Linked DNA regions of Homo sapiens: region 2 is linked to region 1. Evidence: read pairs that join two places in POLR2A ChIA-PET (ENCODE). Cell type or tissue: OCI-LY7. All regions are shown on one strand. Each heading gives the region's core, and the rest is flanking DNA. Links, peaks and the distances in the headings are about the cores only.

Region 1 (8,079 bases), core at 2,514-5,013:
AATTGAGAACTCTTGCTAACCAGCCACTCCGGGTGAAATTTTGACCCCTTTGGTCTTGCCCATCACTCAGAGCCATTTCTGTGGCTTGCAACCAGGAACTCCCAAGTGACATGGAAATATTACTGGATTTAATTGAGTCCACCCTCACCTAGCCTCAGGGGCTCTTCTACCACTCAGATGGGCATTCTCCTCCATAGATCATCTTTTTTTTTTTTTTTTTTTTTTTTCCGAGACGGAGTCTCGTTCTGTCACCCAGCCTGGAGTGCAATGGTGCAACCTCGGCTCACTGCAACCTCCACCACCCAGGTTCAAGCAATTATCCTGCCTCGGCTTCCCAAGTGGCTGGGACTACAGGCACATGCCACCATGCCCGGCTAATTTTTTTGTATTTTTAGTAGAGACGGAGTTTCACCGTGTTAGCCAGGATGGTCTCAATCTCCTGACCTTCTGATCCACCCCCCTCAGCCTCCCAAAGTGCTGGGATTATAGGTGTGAGCCACCACACCCGGCCCTTAGATCATCTTAATGCCAGGAAATCTTACAAAGTCTCTGTGCATTCACCCCACCACGGCATGGAAAAAAACATAACATTGTCCTGAGGAACTTGACCACTAACATATCTAAGTGGAAAAATACCCATTCATCCCTGACCGTTATTTACATTCTCTAAGTTAAGCTTAACATCCTCTCTAGTTCCACCAGTAATTATGTTTTTAAAATGCTGTCAGTTGTTTTCCAGTGATGCATATTGATATCTGTAGTGACTGGGCATTTGCTTTTAAATCTACTGCAGCAAAGAAAAACAGTTCGTTCCACCATTCTGTCTACTTTTGTGTGTGTGTGAAAACTTTTATAGTAAACATTTTAAGAAATAAGTCTGGATGTATGAAGAAAGAATATTCTCGGCCGGGCGCGGTGGCTCACGCCTGTAATCCCAGCACTTTGGGAGGCCGAGGCGGGCGGATCACGAGGTCAGGAGATCAAGACCATCCTGGCTAACATGGTGAAACCCCATCTCTACTAAAAAATAAAACATAAAAAAAATTAGCTGGGCATGGTGGTGGGCGCCTGTAGTCCCAGCTACTCAGGAGGCTGAGGCAGCAGAATGGCGAGAACCCAGGAGGTGGAGCTTGCAGTGAGCTGAGATCGCACCACTGTACTCCAGCCTGGGCGACAGAGTGAGACTCTGTCTCAAAAAAAAAAAAAAAAAAAAAAAAAAAATATATATATATATATATATATATATATATATATATACACACACACACACACTTACTAAATAAAACAAAATAAAACAGAGCTTTTAAAAAATTTTTTTAATTACGTATCCCTGATCAATTTGAGGGTTCCCTGGTAGGTTCTTCACTGTGATGTCTGCATATAGAAACCATGTCCTGTTCTCCTTTATGCCCACCATAAAAGGAAGACTCGCAGGTCTATGGCTGTCATGGCCCTCCCTGGCACCCTTTTTCTGAGTTCAACCGTCAATCATCCAACAAACACTTACTGAGGCCAAGAGCAGTGGGTCACGCCTGTAATCCCAGCACTTTGGGAGGCTGAGGCAGGTGGATCACCTGAGGTCCCAAGTTTGAGACCAGCCTGGCCAACATGGTGAAACCCTGTCTCTACTAAAAATACAAAAATTTAGCTGGGCATATAAAAATAATAATATTTTTATTTTATTTATTTATTTAATTTTTTATTTTGAGATAGAGTCTCTCTCTGTCACCCAGGCTGGAGTGCAGTGGCGTGATCTTGGCCCACTGCAACCTCTGCCTCCCAGGTTCAAGTGATTCTCCAGCCTCAACCTCCTGAGTAGCTGGGATTACAGATACGCGCCACCACAACAGGCTAATTTTTGTATTTTTAGTAGAGATGGGGTTTCACCTTGCTGGCCAGGCTGGTCTCCAACTCCTGACCTCAGGTGATCCACCCACCTTGGCCTCCCAAAGAGATGGGATTATAGGCATGAGCCACCACCCCCGGCCTCTATTATAATTTTTTGTGTGTGTGTGAGACAGAGTCTCTCTCTGTCGCCCAGGCTGGAGTGCAGTGGTGCTGTCCTGGCTCACTGCAAGCTCTGCCTCCCGAGTTTATGCCATTCTTCTGCCTCAGCCTCCCGAGTAGCTGGGACTACAGGCGCCCACCACCACACCCGGCTAATTTTTTGTATTTTTTTTAGTAGAAACAGGGTTTCACCATGTTAGCCAGGATGGTCTCGATCTCCTGACCTTGTGATCCGCCCGCCTCGGCCTCCCAAAGTGCTGGGATTACAGGCGTAAGCCACCGCGCCCAGACTATTATAATATTTTTAAAAATCAAAAAAAGAGAGAGGAGGGAGGGAGGAAGACAGACACCTGATTTGAGTGAAATGTAGAGAGACAGGAGATACGCTTGAAGTGGACCAGGAGCAGACCATAAAGGGCTGCATACATCCTGATAAAAGGCATTAATCTTATTCCATGAGCAACAAAGAGCCTGAGAAGCAGGGGAGTGATGTCATGAGATGTCATTAGATCTTAATGAAGCCATCCTGGCTGCAGCAGGAGAGAGAAATGACCTGAACATGGGGAATCCAGCTGGGAGGTGAGAGCTGATGAGGGCTCAACCAAAGCAGTCACAGATAGATGGAGAGGAAGCAGGCAGGTGGTATTGACAAGGTGGAGTCTTGGAACTTGGTTTTCTATCTCATATGTGTTCTAGGTACCATTGCTGCATAACAACCTTTCCACCAAACTTGGTGTAAAACTATAACCATTTTATTATGTTCACAAATTCCATGGGTCAGGAATTCAGACAGGACTCAGCTGCGGTGGCTGGTCTGTGCTTCACAATGTCTGCGGTCTCAGCTGAGAAGACCAGAATGGCTGGTGCTGGGGTTAACTTGGAACAGCTGGGGGGCTGAAATTACCAGGTGGCTTTACTCATACATCTGATGCCTGAGCTGGCAGGACCCAAAGACTGGGTTCAGCTGGGGCTGAAGACAGACACACCAACGTGTGACCTCTCCATGTGGCTTGGGCCTCTCTCAGCAAGGACACTGGGCTCTGTGAGGGAACACCCAAAAGATGCATATGAAAATAGGAAGTGGACACAGTGGCTCACACCTGTGATCCCAGCACTTTGGAAGGCCAAGGCCGGAGGATCGCTTGAGCCCAGGAGTTCGAGACCAGCCTGGGCAACATAACAAGACTCCATTTCTATAAAAAATAAGAAAAAAATACTAGCCAGGTGTGGTGGCAATTACCTGTAGTCTCAGCTACTCAGAAGGCTGAGGCAGGAGGATCGCTTGAGCCTGAGAGGTTGAGAATGCAATGAGCTATGATCTCACCACTGCACTCAGCCTGGGTGACAGAGCGAGACCCTGTCTCAAGAAAAAAAAAAAAAGAGAGAGAGAGAAAGAAAAGGAAAGAGGGTGTTCAAGAGAACAAGGGGGAAGTTGCATATCTGTTCAGCATCCAGTCTGGGAGGGAAGTAACATAGAAAGTCACTTTCACCACACTCTATTGGTCAAAATAGTCACAAGGTCACCAGATTCCAAGGGAGAGGACCTCTACCCCACCTCTCCATGGAAAGAGTGTCAGAGAATTTGGTACCATATTTTATTTTTATTTTTATTTTTATTTTTATTTATTTTTTGAGATGGAGTTCTGCTCTTGTCACCCAAGCTGGAGCGCAGCGGCGCGATCTCAGCTCACTGCAACCTCCGCCTCCTGGGTTCAAGTGATTCTCCTGCCTCAGCCTCCCGAATAGCTGGGACTACAGGTGTGCACCACCACACCCCGCTAATTTTTGTATTTTTAGCAAAGACGAGGTTTCGCCATGTTGGCCAGGCTGGTCTCGAACTACTGACCTCAAGTGATCTGCCGCGTGCCTCAGCCTCCCAAAGTTCTGGTATTACAGGCATGAGCCACCACGCCTGGCCCATGTCACCCTTGGTGCCTCTCTTCCTGCTACCAACCCCCCACCAACCCCAACCAATTCATCACCAAGTCCTATGGTGTTATCCATCAAACATATATATTGTATCATCCTACGGCCCTTCATCTCCCCCGCCCTCACCTTTGCCAGGGTCCCATAACCTCCCACCTGTAGCAGCCTCCACTCATCCCCTCTCCCACCTACTCTCTGCAGAACAGCCCAAGTAATTTGAACATGGAGCTCACATCACTCCCCCATGAAGACTCCTCTGAGCACTGCGTCAGGAGCAACCTCCAAGGCCCCGCAAAGTCTGAGCCTGCTTCTCCTCCCTTCAGTCCCTGGGTTCCACCCACGTGGGTCTTCCTTCATTTTTCTCAACCACTCTAAGTCTTTCTGCCCAGGATCTTTGTATAGTTTGTTCCTTCTGCCTGGGACATCCCTCCTCCCACTCCTCATGTGACTGTCCCCTTTTCGTCCTCCAGGGTCTTATCTTAAAAGTCTCTTTCCGGCCGGGCGCAGTGGCCCACGCCTGTAATCCCAGCACTTTGGGAGCCCGAGGGGGGTGGGGGTTGGATCACGAGGTCAGGAGTTCAAGACCAGCCTGGCCAAGATGGTGAAACCCATCTCAACTAAAAATACAAAAATTAGCCGGTTGCGGTGGCAGGTGCCTGTAATCCCAGCTACTCGGGTTGGGGCGAGATCATTCAGCTACTTAGGAGGCTGAGGCAGGAGAATCACTTGAACCTGGGATGCGGAGCTTGCAGTGAGCCAAGATCGTGTCACTGCACTCCAGCCTTGGTGACAGAGTGAGACTCTGCCTCGAAAAAAAAAAAAAAAAGTCTCTTTCCCTGAGAGATTTCCCAGCTCCACCATTGTTACTTCAGTCCCCCATGTTCTTAACACTATTGTAAATATTTTTGCTTTTTTTTTTTTTTTTGAGACAGAGTCTCGCTCTGTCGCCCAGGCTGGAGTCCAGTGGCGCCATCTCGGCTCACTGCAAGCTCCGCCTCCCGGGTTCACACCATTCTCCTGCCTCAGCTTCCCGAGTAGCTGGGACTACAGGCGCCCGCCACCATGCCCGGCTAATTTTTTTTGTATTTTTAGTAGAGACGGGGTTTCACCGTGTTAGCCAGGATGGTCTGGATCTCCTGACCTCGTGATCTGCCCGCCTCGGCCTCCCAAAGTGCTGGGATTACAGGCATGGGCCATCGTGTCCAGCCTATTTTTGTCTTTTTAATTGTTTGACATCTGTCTCTTCTACTGAAATTCAAGCTTCCCGTGAGCAAGGACTGAGTCCGTTTTGTTCTCTGTATCCTCAGCACTCAGCACCATGTCTAACACATCATAAATATTTATTGGACAAATGAATGACAATAACTCCTGGGCTTCCAGCTTGGGTGATTACAGGAGGAGGAGCCAGTTGATCACCCACTTTAGTCAATAGGAATGACACATTTTGGCCAACTCTTTCTCAGATTTATCTTTTTTTTTTTTTTTTTTTTTTTTTTTGAGATGGAGTCTGTCGCCCAGGCTGGAGTGCAATGGCACAATCTCGGCTCACTGCAACCTCTGCTTCCTGGGTTCAAGCGATTGTCCTGCCTCAACCTCCCTGGTAGGTGGGATTACAAGTGCTCGCCACCATGCCCAGCTAATTTTTGTATTTTTAGTAGAGATGGGATTTCACCATGTTGGCCCGGCTGATCTCGAACTCCTGACCTCGTGATCCACCTTCCTTGGCCTCTCCAAATGTTGGGAATACAGGCGTGAGCCACCGCGCCTGGCAGATTCATCTTTGATTAGTTTTAGGAGTTTTTCAGGCAGGGCAGGTGGATCTGACCTGGGGCAAAGGGATAAGGAACGCTGTGAATTGTGGAGTTAGGGGGTCATTGGGAAGAAGGCCGAAGAAGGAAGGCCAAGAAAAATGGCTTAGAACATTTCTTCATTCATTGGGAGACCTGCCATGTGCCAGCCAGAGTCCCTGCCCTCAAGGAGTTCTCAGTCTGCCGGGAAGCAGAAGGGTCCCACGCAGAGAGCCTCCATGCTGTGACGCGGCTGTGCTAGAGGCGGGGGAGCCCAGGCAGCCCTCAGCGGGCAAATGCACCTGGGGCTTCTCCCCAGGTCTCTTCTCCCAAGGCTGAGCCTTGACTGCAGGCTCCACCTGCCTCCCCAGCCAGAAAGGTAAAGTCCCTGCACTGGCATCCCCAGCCTGCCTTAGGAGCCCTGCCAGAGATGGGGTAGTGAGGGGCAAGGAATAGTTCCTCCAGGTGAAAACCGATAATAAGGCCCTAATAGTCACTGACCGTGCTCGGCAGACCCCAGCGCTGATCTAAGCGCTGGCGTGTATGAACTCATCGCACCCTCCCAACCAGCCCAGGAGGTATCAGAGGAGTAAGGTTGGATATCATCAGCACAAGTCTCCTAAAGGTCACCCCACTGATGACAGGCCTGGAGGGTTCACACTGCAGAGATTTGAGGTAGACATATGGAGGCATTTCCCGACCGCAAGAACCTTGAGAATCTGAAATAATGTACCCTTCAGAGCACACGATTGTCTGGAACAAACTCAGACGGTGCATGGGGGAGAGGGGGATGGGCAGCAGATGACCTCACTCCAATGTCCTGAGCGCCTTACCCCGCCAGGCGCTGACCTCAGACTGGTGGAGGGGACAGATGGGGCGAGATCATTCAGTACAGTGTGCGCCCAGCGCTGGAGCGAACATGTCCGGGGACAGGGAGGGAGGCGCCGCTTGCAGGGGTGTGGGGACTCGAGGAAGGTTTCCAGATGTCGCCCTATCCTTTAACCTCAACCCGAGATGTGCAGCGCGCGAGGTCGGTCGACGCCCTTCGCCTCCCGCAACGCCGCTGTGCGGTTGGGGGCGGTGCGGTCCCTCTGCCGCCAGCGCAGCCCGCGAGCCGTCACTTCCTGTGGGCTGGGCCGAGCCGGGCTGCGCGCGGAGGTAGGGGATGCAGGCTGGGGGTGAGCAGCAGCGACGGTGCCATCGGCTGTCGCATCGGCGTCCTCAGCCCCGCCCCGCGCCTAAGCGGCGCTCGCTGGGAGGGCCTGGCCATCTTCGCGCGGTGGCCGGGCGCTCCCGGGGTCCCCTGCCTGTGCCCCGTTCCCCCATCCAGAACCTGGGCTGGAGGTGCTAGGGAGCTCTGGGAGCCTGGGCTGCACGCAGGGAAGTGCTCTCGGCCGCCGGGGTCACAAGACTCCAGGGCTTCACAGTGCCCAAGGCTTGGTGGACATCGAGCCCACCGGGGAATCTTTGCCATCAGCGCCGTGTTTTGATGCCCGCGGCAAGGAACACCACGAAATAGGTTTCCTGACACTCAGGTGAGGTGCCAGGTCCTGGGTTACCAAGGTCAGGTCAGGTGGTCTGTACTTGCCACCCCTGGGTCGGCTCTCTACCCTGCTTGACTACATCACAGGAAAAGGCTGGAAATGGATCCGGGGCTTGTTGACCTGTAGCTCATGGAGGCTGAAGAATTTCCTCCTTGAAGGCAGACCTGATTTTCCTCCTCACGGAAGAGTTTAGGCCAGTCATAGGGTGTTTTTCTTCTATTTATTTTATGTTATGTTATGTTATGTTATGTTATGTTATGTTATGTTATGTTATGTTATGTTATGCTATTTTATTTTATTTTAGAGACAGAGTCTCACTCTGTTGCCCAGGCTGGAGTGCAGTGGGGCCATCTCAGCTCACTGCAACCTCTGCCTCCCGGGTTCAAATGATTCTCCTGCCTCAGCCTCCTGAGTAGGTGGGATTACAGGCGTGCACCACCATGTCTGTCTAATTTTTGTATTTTTGGTAGAGATGGGGTTTCGCCGTGTTGGCAAGGCTGATCTAGAACTCCTGAGCTCAAGTGATCCGCCCGCCTCGGCCTCCCAAAGTGCTAGGATTACAGGCGTGACCCACTGTGCCTGGCTTCTTCTTTAGTAAATAAACTATTTTATCAAAGTATAATATATCTTCAGAATAGTGCACACATCTTAAGTGTACAGTTGGGTGAATTTTCACAAAGTGAACACACCTGTGTAACCAGCACCCAGCTCAGGAGATAGAATTCTCCTGAATGGGAGTTAGTGTTTAATGGTACAGAGTTTCAGTTTTACAAGATGAAAATAGCTACGGAGATGGATGGTGGTGATAGTTGTAC
Region 2 (7,295 bases), core at 3,360-5,859, 490 kb after region 1:
GCTCAGAGGGACAAATAATTTGCCAAGGTCATTGGCGTTTGAGACATACTGGAGCTAGGATTTGAACCCGGGGATATTTGGCTTTGAATCCTGTGCTTTTTTTCACAATGGGCTAGGAGCAGAACTGGCCCTTTAAAGACCCTGCTACGGGTTTCAGATCAGACAGTTAAGAATGGCTGTCTCCCAGAATCCCATGTATGGAATGATGGGAAAACAGAGACTCTTAGAAAAATGTCCTGTTCCTGGCTGCCCTCTCTGTACTGCTGTGGTTCCAGCTGGCCACAGAGTGATTTTGCCTTTGCAGCGTTGGCAGAAGGAGTTAACAGGCACAGTCCCCATCTGGCTCCTGGTGTTTTTCCCTGTGTGGCAACGATCTCATCCAGCCCCTGCTGGGATGGGGTGTCATGGGGACCTTGAGCTGCAGTCGTAAGCAGGACTGGGGCAGCCTGAGTCAGACAGTGGCCTTGGGGAGGAGTGGATTTGGTCCCTCAGGATCCCATTTCAGTTGGCGACCAAAGACTGAATGTCACTGCATTGCAAGGCCACTTCCAGCGTCACTGTCTGTATCTGAGCCTTCGAGGCTGGCTCAGCTTTGAAAGGCAGGGGTGGAAGAGACGTGGTTGCTCAGCCTAGGGCACCAGCATGGGTGCCACCTTGAGAGGAATTGGGCGGGGTTTTGGAGTGGAGTTGGTGGCAGAACCTGGGCCTTCTGGTTGGGTCCTCCGGACACAGCTTTTATTATTTCTTGACAGCTTTTTTCTGGGTCAGTTCTGGGTTTCTGCCTGGCACCCCTTGACAAGGCTTGCTCCTGGCCCCCAAAAGAGCTGTCTTAGTCAGTAGGTTAGTGCTTTCTCCAAGAGGAGTCGCTTGGCATCAAACCAGATTGCTCAGTGTCACTCTTTACTCAAACACACCCTGGTCTGAGATCATTAGAGTGACGGCTGCCAGGACGGGAGGGTGAGGGCTGGTGAGGGTAGGTGGGGAGGTAGGGCAAACCTCATTTTCCAGGTAACCAGCCCGCTTTTGTCGGACCTGTTGTCAGATTGGGCTGCCCATCGTGTGTTCATCTGCTCAGGTGCCTGTTGAGCACTGCACTCAACCACGTGAGGGGCTGCGGGCTTGCACATGCTGGTGAGTGTGGCGTCTGACTGCCAGCACGTGGAAAGAAGTCAGTGCCTCGTTCTGGGGATGCAGTGGACATCCACCCTGCTGCTGTCCCAGCTGCCCCCTTATTATCCAACTTACATATCTAGATTTCACTTGATGTTAAGGCTAACCTTAACCCTAAATTTTTTTTTTTTTTTTTTGAGACCGAGTCTCACTTTGTCGCCCGACTGGAGTGCAGTGGCGCAATCTCAGCTCACTGGAACCTCTGCCTCCCAGGCTCAAGTGATTCTCCTGCCTCAGCCTCCTGAGTAGCTGGGATTACAGGCGCCCACCACCACGCCTGGCTAATTTTTGTATTTTTAGTAGAGATGGGGTTTCATCATATTGGCCAGGCTGGTCTGGAACTCCTGACCTCAAGTGATCTGCCTGCCTCGGCCTCCCAAAGTGCTGGGATTGCAGGCGTGAGCCACTGTGCTCGGCCTTAACCCTAAATTTTTAAAATGCTGACTGGGTGTAGTGGCTCATGCCTGAAATCTCAGCACTTTGAGAAGCCGAGGCGGGCAGATCACTTGAGGTCAGGAGCTCATGACCAGCCTGAGCAACATAGCAAGACCCCATCTCTACCAAAGAAGTAGTGATAATAAATAAAAATGCCAATAAATCCTTTGGGAGGCCGAGGTGGGTGGATCACCTGAGGTCGGGAGTTTGAGACGAGCCTGACCAACATGGTGAAACCCCGTCTCTAGTAAAAATACAAAAATTAGCTGGGCGTGGTGGCACATGCCTGTAATCCCAGCTACTCAGGAGTCTGAGGCAGGAGAATCGCTTGAACCCAGGAGGCAGAGGTTGCAGTGAGCCGAGATCATGCCATTGTGCTCCATCCTGGGCAATAAGAGTGAAACTCCGTCTCAAACAAAAAAAGCCAATAAACCAAGGCTTTTCCTGCATGCTGTAATTCAGTGATAAACAGAGTACATATGGAACAAAACACAGTGTGCCTTTGAAAATGAAGGTTGAGGCTGGGCACAGTGATTCACGCCTGTAGCCTGTAGTCCCAGAACTTTTAAGAGGCTGAGGTGGGGAGGATTGCTTGAGGCCAGGAGGTCAAGACCAACCTGGGCAACATAGCAAGACCCCTTCTCCACACAAAATTAAAAAAAATAATAATAGGCTGGGCGTGGTGGCTCATGCTTGTAATCCCAGTACTTTGAGAGGCCGAGGCAGGTGGATCACTTGAGGTCAGGAGTTCAAGACCAGCCTGGCTGAGCATGGTGGCTCACGCCTGTAATCCCAGCACTTTGGGAGGCCAAGACAGGCGGATCATGAGGTCAGGAGATCGAGACCATCCTGGCTAACACGGTGAAACCCCATCTCTACTAAAAATACAAAAAATTAGCCGGGCGTGGTGGCGGGCGCCTGTAGTCCCAGCTACACAGGAGGCTGAGGCAGGAGAATGGCGTGAACCCGGGAGGTGGAGCTTGCAGTGAGCCGAGATCGCGCCACTGCACTCCAGCCTGGGCGACAGAGCGAGACTCTGTCTCAAAAAAAAAAAAAAGTCCAGCCTGACCAACATGGTGAAACCCTGTCTCAACTAAAAGTACAAAAATTAGCCGGGGATGCTGGTGCATGCCTGTAATCCCAGCTACTTGAGGGGCTGAGACAGGAGAATCACTTGAGCCCAGGAAGTGGAGGTTGCAGTAAGCAAAGGTTGCGCCACTGCACTCCAGCCTGGGCAACAGAGCGAGACTCTGTCTCAAAATAATAATAATAATAATAATAATAAAGAAAATGAAGGTCAGGCGCGGTGGCTCACGCCTGTAATCCCAACACTTTGGGAGGCTGAGGCGGGTGGATCACAAGGTCAGGAGTTCAAGACCAGCCTGGCCAATATGGTGAAACCCCGTCTTTACTAAAAATACAAAAATTAGCCGGGCGTGGTGGCAAGTGCCTGTGATCCCAGCTACTTGGGAGGCTGCAGCAGGGAATTGCTGGAACCCAGGAGGTGGAGGTTGCAACAATGAGCCAAGATCGGGTCATAGCACTCCAGCCTGGGCAACAGAGTGAGAATCCGTCTCAAAAAAAAAAAAAAAAGAAAGAAAGAAAGAAAGAAAATGAAGGGTGAAAGAGAGAAAGTTTGTACCCCTCCAGAATCCTCTCTGTAGCCCTCTCCCTCCTGGATTCAGAGAGTGGAATTCATCTAGAGCTGACTGCCTGGGGGAAGCTCTGCTGCTCGATGAGGCTGACTCTGTCTGATGGTCAGTGAGTTCAGTACTTTTCCGCGTACCATACTGTGGTTTAGATGATACTATTATGTTGGGTGGCTGAGGCGGGCAGATCACTTGAGGTCAGGAGTTTGAGACCAGCCTGGCTAACATGGCAAAACCCTGTCTCTACTGAAAAATACAAAATTAGCTGGGCATGGTGATGCACGCCTGTCATCCCAGCTACTCGGAAGCAAGAGAATCGCTTGAACCCAGGAGACAGAGTTTGCAGTGAGCCGAGATCGCGCCACTGCACTCCAGCCTGGGCGACAGAGTGAGACTCCGTCTCAAAAAAAAAAAAAAATGATGCTGTTGTGTTTCACAGTAGCTGCCTGTTCCAGCAACCTGAGTGATTTCTTTCTTCTTTTTCCCCAGATGTTGTGACTGTGACAGACTCACTGGGGTTTGTACATGCTGGGGAGGAGCCTTCCTTTCAGGGGTGACCACATTCATCTGGGCATGCCTGCAGTACTCTTGGCCCATGGACCTGAAGGAGAAGCACCTGGTAGGCCATATCCTATTACCTTATAGGTATTGTCTGTGTGTCTCTGTTGAACTCTTTCCTACTTGTTTTTGCCTGGGAGATCCTTAACTGGGGGCTTTAAACAAAAGTTGAGAGAGGAGGCAAGGCTCTGAGTCTTGGGGGATGCGACTGTGACCTCTTGGCTGGAAAGCACAGACTCACAGAGCTATGAATAAAGGATGAAGGTGGACCTATTAACACAACCGCATGGGAGCAGGGTTTCTGATTTAGGCTGGCTCCAAGCCAGTCTTCCACTTCTTGCCCAGGGGTGTGCAATTTAGTTTGTTTGCCCTTTGCTAGGGCGATGTCCTAACCTGCTGAGCCATGCTGAGGGCTATTGGGCACCTCCCTGTGGTTAGAGAAGAGCGCCCCAATCAGACTTCAAACACAGCTGCCTAATCAGCCGGTGGTGAGCAGCCAGGTGGCCTGGGCCAGCCATAAGATTGGTCTTCTCCTCCCAGCCTGGTTTGGCCCAGCCTCCATGTATACTATCTTTGGATGGAGGTAGAGTTGTCAATCAGAAAACTCCTCTCCCTTGACAAAGACTGCCCCAGAGGAAGTCCTTTTGTCTCTTGCCTAGCTTCTGCCACACCTTCCTAATAGATCTTTCTGTTTTCTGTAATCCCAGCTACTTGGGAGACTGAGGCAGGAGAATCGCTTGAACCCAGGAGGCAGAGGTTGCAGTGAGCAGAGATTGCACTACTGCACTCTCTGCTCATCAGCCTCCACATGGCTGCCACAAAACTGGTCAGTGGTTCCATACCACCTACTTAACCTTTAGTGTGTACAAAGCCCTCCAGAATCCTGCTCCTGCCCATGGATTTGGTGTTCCTAGCCTTCCTGCTTTGACTTTAGCACTAGTTATTACCTCTAAAATGCTTCCCACCCCTTTTTCTGGAAACTTCTTCTGTTCTTCCTTCAAGACCTAGTTTTGACATCATTTTCTCCAGTTAAGTCCTCCTTCCTTCCAGAGGTCCTTCCTTTCAGCATTTGTAGTACCTCCACCATTGTACTCGCTATTCTATTGAAATTAACTCATCTCTTCCACTTCATCTCAATATCCCTAGCTCACAGCACCGAGCCTGGCATGTAGCAAGGGCTTAGTACATATTTATTGACCTGAACTTCTGAATAGTGATCTTCCTTCCAGGGAGATCTTGGGAAGGTCTAGAGAGGGGGCTGTGGGTTCACTCCCTGGGCCTCTGCTGGCACCAGGCTGGCTGACTGCTTTCTGTTCAGCTCCAGGCTTCCTATGTCTCTGGACCAGCTGTGCAATAGGTTTCTGGAATTGAACTTGAAGCAGGTGTGCTTGGCCTCCTGTTCATAGCCACCTCTGGGTGCTCAGCAGATATCCACCCTAGCAGTGATTGGCACAGAGGGAAAGCTACACTTGCCTCTCTCTTAGCTGGGAGTTAAGGCTGCTGCAAACAGCTGCAAGGGCTCTGCACTGCTCAGTTCCAAGGAGTATGTCCCCAGAGGCTCTGCTGTTATGCAATGCGGTGGCCTGCCTGGGTGAGGCTGAATCCCCCAAAACAGAGGATGGTATTGTCTTCTGGTTCCAGCCAGAACCACTGAACACTAGTGCCTAGTGTATGGGGGAAACAAAGTTCTGTATCGAAGGGCTGGGTGCTCTCTCCAGCCTGAGGAAGAAGACTTGAGAACCCAGCTGGATAGCTCTCAGGGGCCATTTTTCCTGGAGGGTTTCTCTTTGTCCTCCTCCTCTTTCTGGATAGGTGAGCCCTGACCTGGAAAGCATCGTCAGTCATCCTTGGCAGTCACCATATTGTGGAATGGCAGCTTTGGGTTGGCAGAGCTTTAGGCACCAGGGAGGTGGCCCCGGCTTAGAGAGGCTTATTGTCTAGTAGAGGAATTGATAGTACAAGCAGGCTGGGCACAGTGGCTCACGTCTGTAATCTCAGCACTTTGGGAGGCCGAGGTAGGCAGATCACTTGAGGCTAGGAGTTCGAGACCAGCCTGGCCGACATGGTGAAATCCCGTCTCTACTAAAAATACAAAAATTAGCTGGGCATGGTGGCGCGTGCCTGTAATCCCAGCTACTTGGGAGGCTGAGGCAGGAGAATCGCTTGAACCCGGGAGGCAGAGGTTGCAGTGAGCAGATTGCACTACTGCACTTCAGCCTGGGCGACAGAGCAAGACTGTCTCAAAACAACAACAAACAAAATGGATAGTACAAGCAGTTAAGTAATTGGACCTGGTAGGGCCTCTAGCTGAGGTAACTCATGAGTTGTATAAATGGACTTATAAAGATGATCTCAGCCAGGTGCAGTGGCTCACACCTGTAAATCCCAGCACTTTGGGAGGCCGAGGCAGGTGGATCACCTGAGGTCAGGAGTTTGAGACCAGCCTGACCAAAATGGTGAAACCCTGTCTCTACTAAAAATATAAAAATTAGCTGGGTGTGGTGGCACACACCTGTAATCCCAGCACTTTGGGAGGCCAAGGTGGGCAGATCACCTAAGGTCAGGAGTTCAAGAACAGCCTGGCCAACATGGTGAAACCCTGTCTCTACTAAAAATACAAAAATTAGCCAGGCATGATAGTGCATGCCTGTAATCCCAGCTATTTGGGAGGCTGGGGCAGGAGAATCTCTTGAACTCGGGAGGCAGAGGTTGCAGTTAGCCGAGATTGAGGTCACACCACTGCACTCCAGCCTGGGGGACAGAGCAGAATCTCTAAAAAACAAAACAAAACAAAACAAAAAACCAAAAACAGTCAGAAGGTGTCTTGGAGGAGTAGGCTTTGGAGGAGCTGGCATAGTGGTCATTGATGGTAGGAGGGTTGTCGTCCCCTGGCTTAGCTCAGGAGCGGTTTAGCTCTTGATGGTTCTCTGCTTCTGATCCATCAGTTCGGTCTCTCCTTCAAAGCCCTCACCCCTGTCCCCGGTCCTCCAGCCCACAGTGGCCCTGCTGTGGCAGTGACAGCCTGGGTTCCTGCTGCTTGGGTGCAGGGCTCCCTTCTCCATTTGCTGAGGTGGGTAGTGTAGGAAGGGAGGCAGGGCCCAGAGAGGGCTGTGCTGGGGCCTGCACAGCACGTGGGCTAGTCCCTGTGTGCTGTTCTTTTTGGGGCCTGTCACATAGAAGGGACAGTGTTTGTGGACTTGTAGCTCCCACCCGAGCAGTGCCTCAGGGACAGGAGAGAGGGGACAGGAGTCTTTCTCTTTGGCTACAGCCAGATTGCAGAGCAGCAGCATCCTCACAGTGGCTGGCGTGGAAGCTGACCCCCACTGCCAACCTTTCCTTCTCTCCATGGAGTCTTCCTGTTCTTAACCTCTGGACTGCCCGGGCCCTCCCTTCTGTTCTCACTCAGCACTCTGTTTGGGGGCCGCACAGGGAGTTGCACTCATGAAAGGGAATGGGGAGGCTGGCTTGGGCTGCTGAGGCTCC

What was found. Peaks named below come from ENCODE experiments on the same cell type or tissue, not always from the same donor. Only the 100,000 strongest peaks of a DNase experiment are listed, where the experiment ranks them.
Region 2: POLR2A ChIA-PET joins it to region 1 with 5 read pairs; 2 of 35 experiments call an interaction of 5 or more read pairs at or near these places.

The regions. Positions count from the first base shown.
Region 1 is chr17:74,975,522-74,983,600 of GRCh38, forward strand. HID1-AS1 (HID1 antisense RNA 1) reads left to right here. Exons shown (of 3, transcript NR_110878.1): 3 at 1-207. It overlaps LOC124904058 (a long non-coding RNA gene), which reads left to right and starts at 6,873. Exons shown (of 2, transcript XR_007065906.1): 1 at 6,873-7,255. RefSeq lists an enhancer at 6,481-7,430 and a silencer at 7,043-7,092. In OCI-LY7, for the core only: no CTCF peak of the experiment used is centred there; no DNase peak of the experiment used is centred there.
Region 2 is chr17:75,468,057-75,475,351 of GRCh38, forward strand. TMEM94 (transmembrane protein 94) reads left to right here. Exons shown (of 32, transcript NM_014738.6): 2 at 3,744-3,873. The coding sequence starts at 3,850. Among named protein-coding and RNA genes, the nearest start is that of TMEM94, 15 kb to the left of the region's middle. RefSeq lists silencers at 623-791, 4,171-4,260. In OCI-LY7, for the core only: no CTCF peak of the experiment used is centred there; a DNase peak (open chromatin) is centred at 4,335.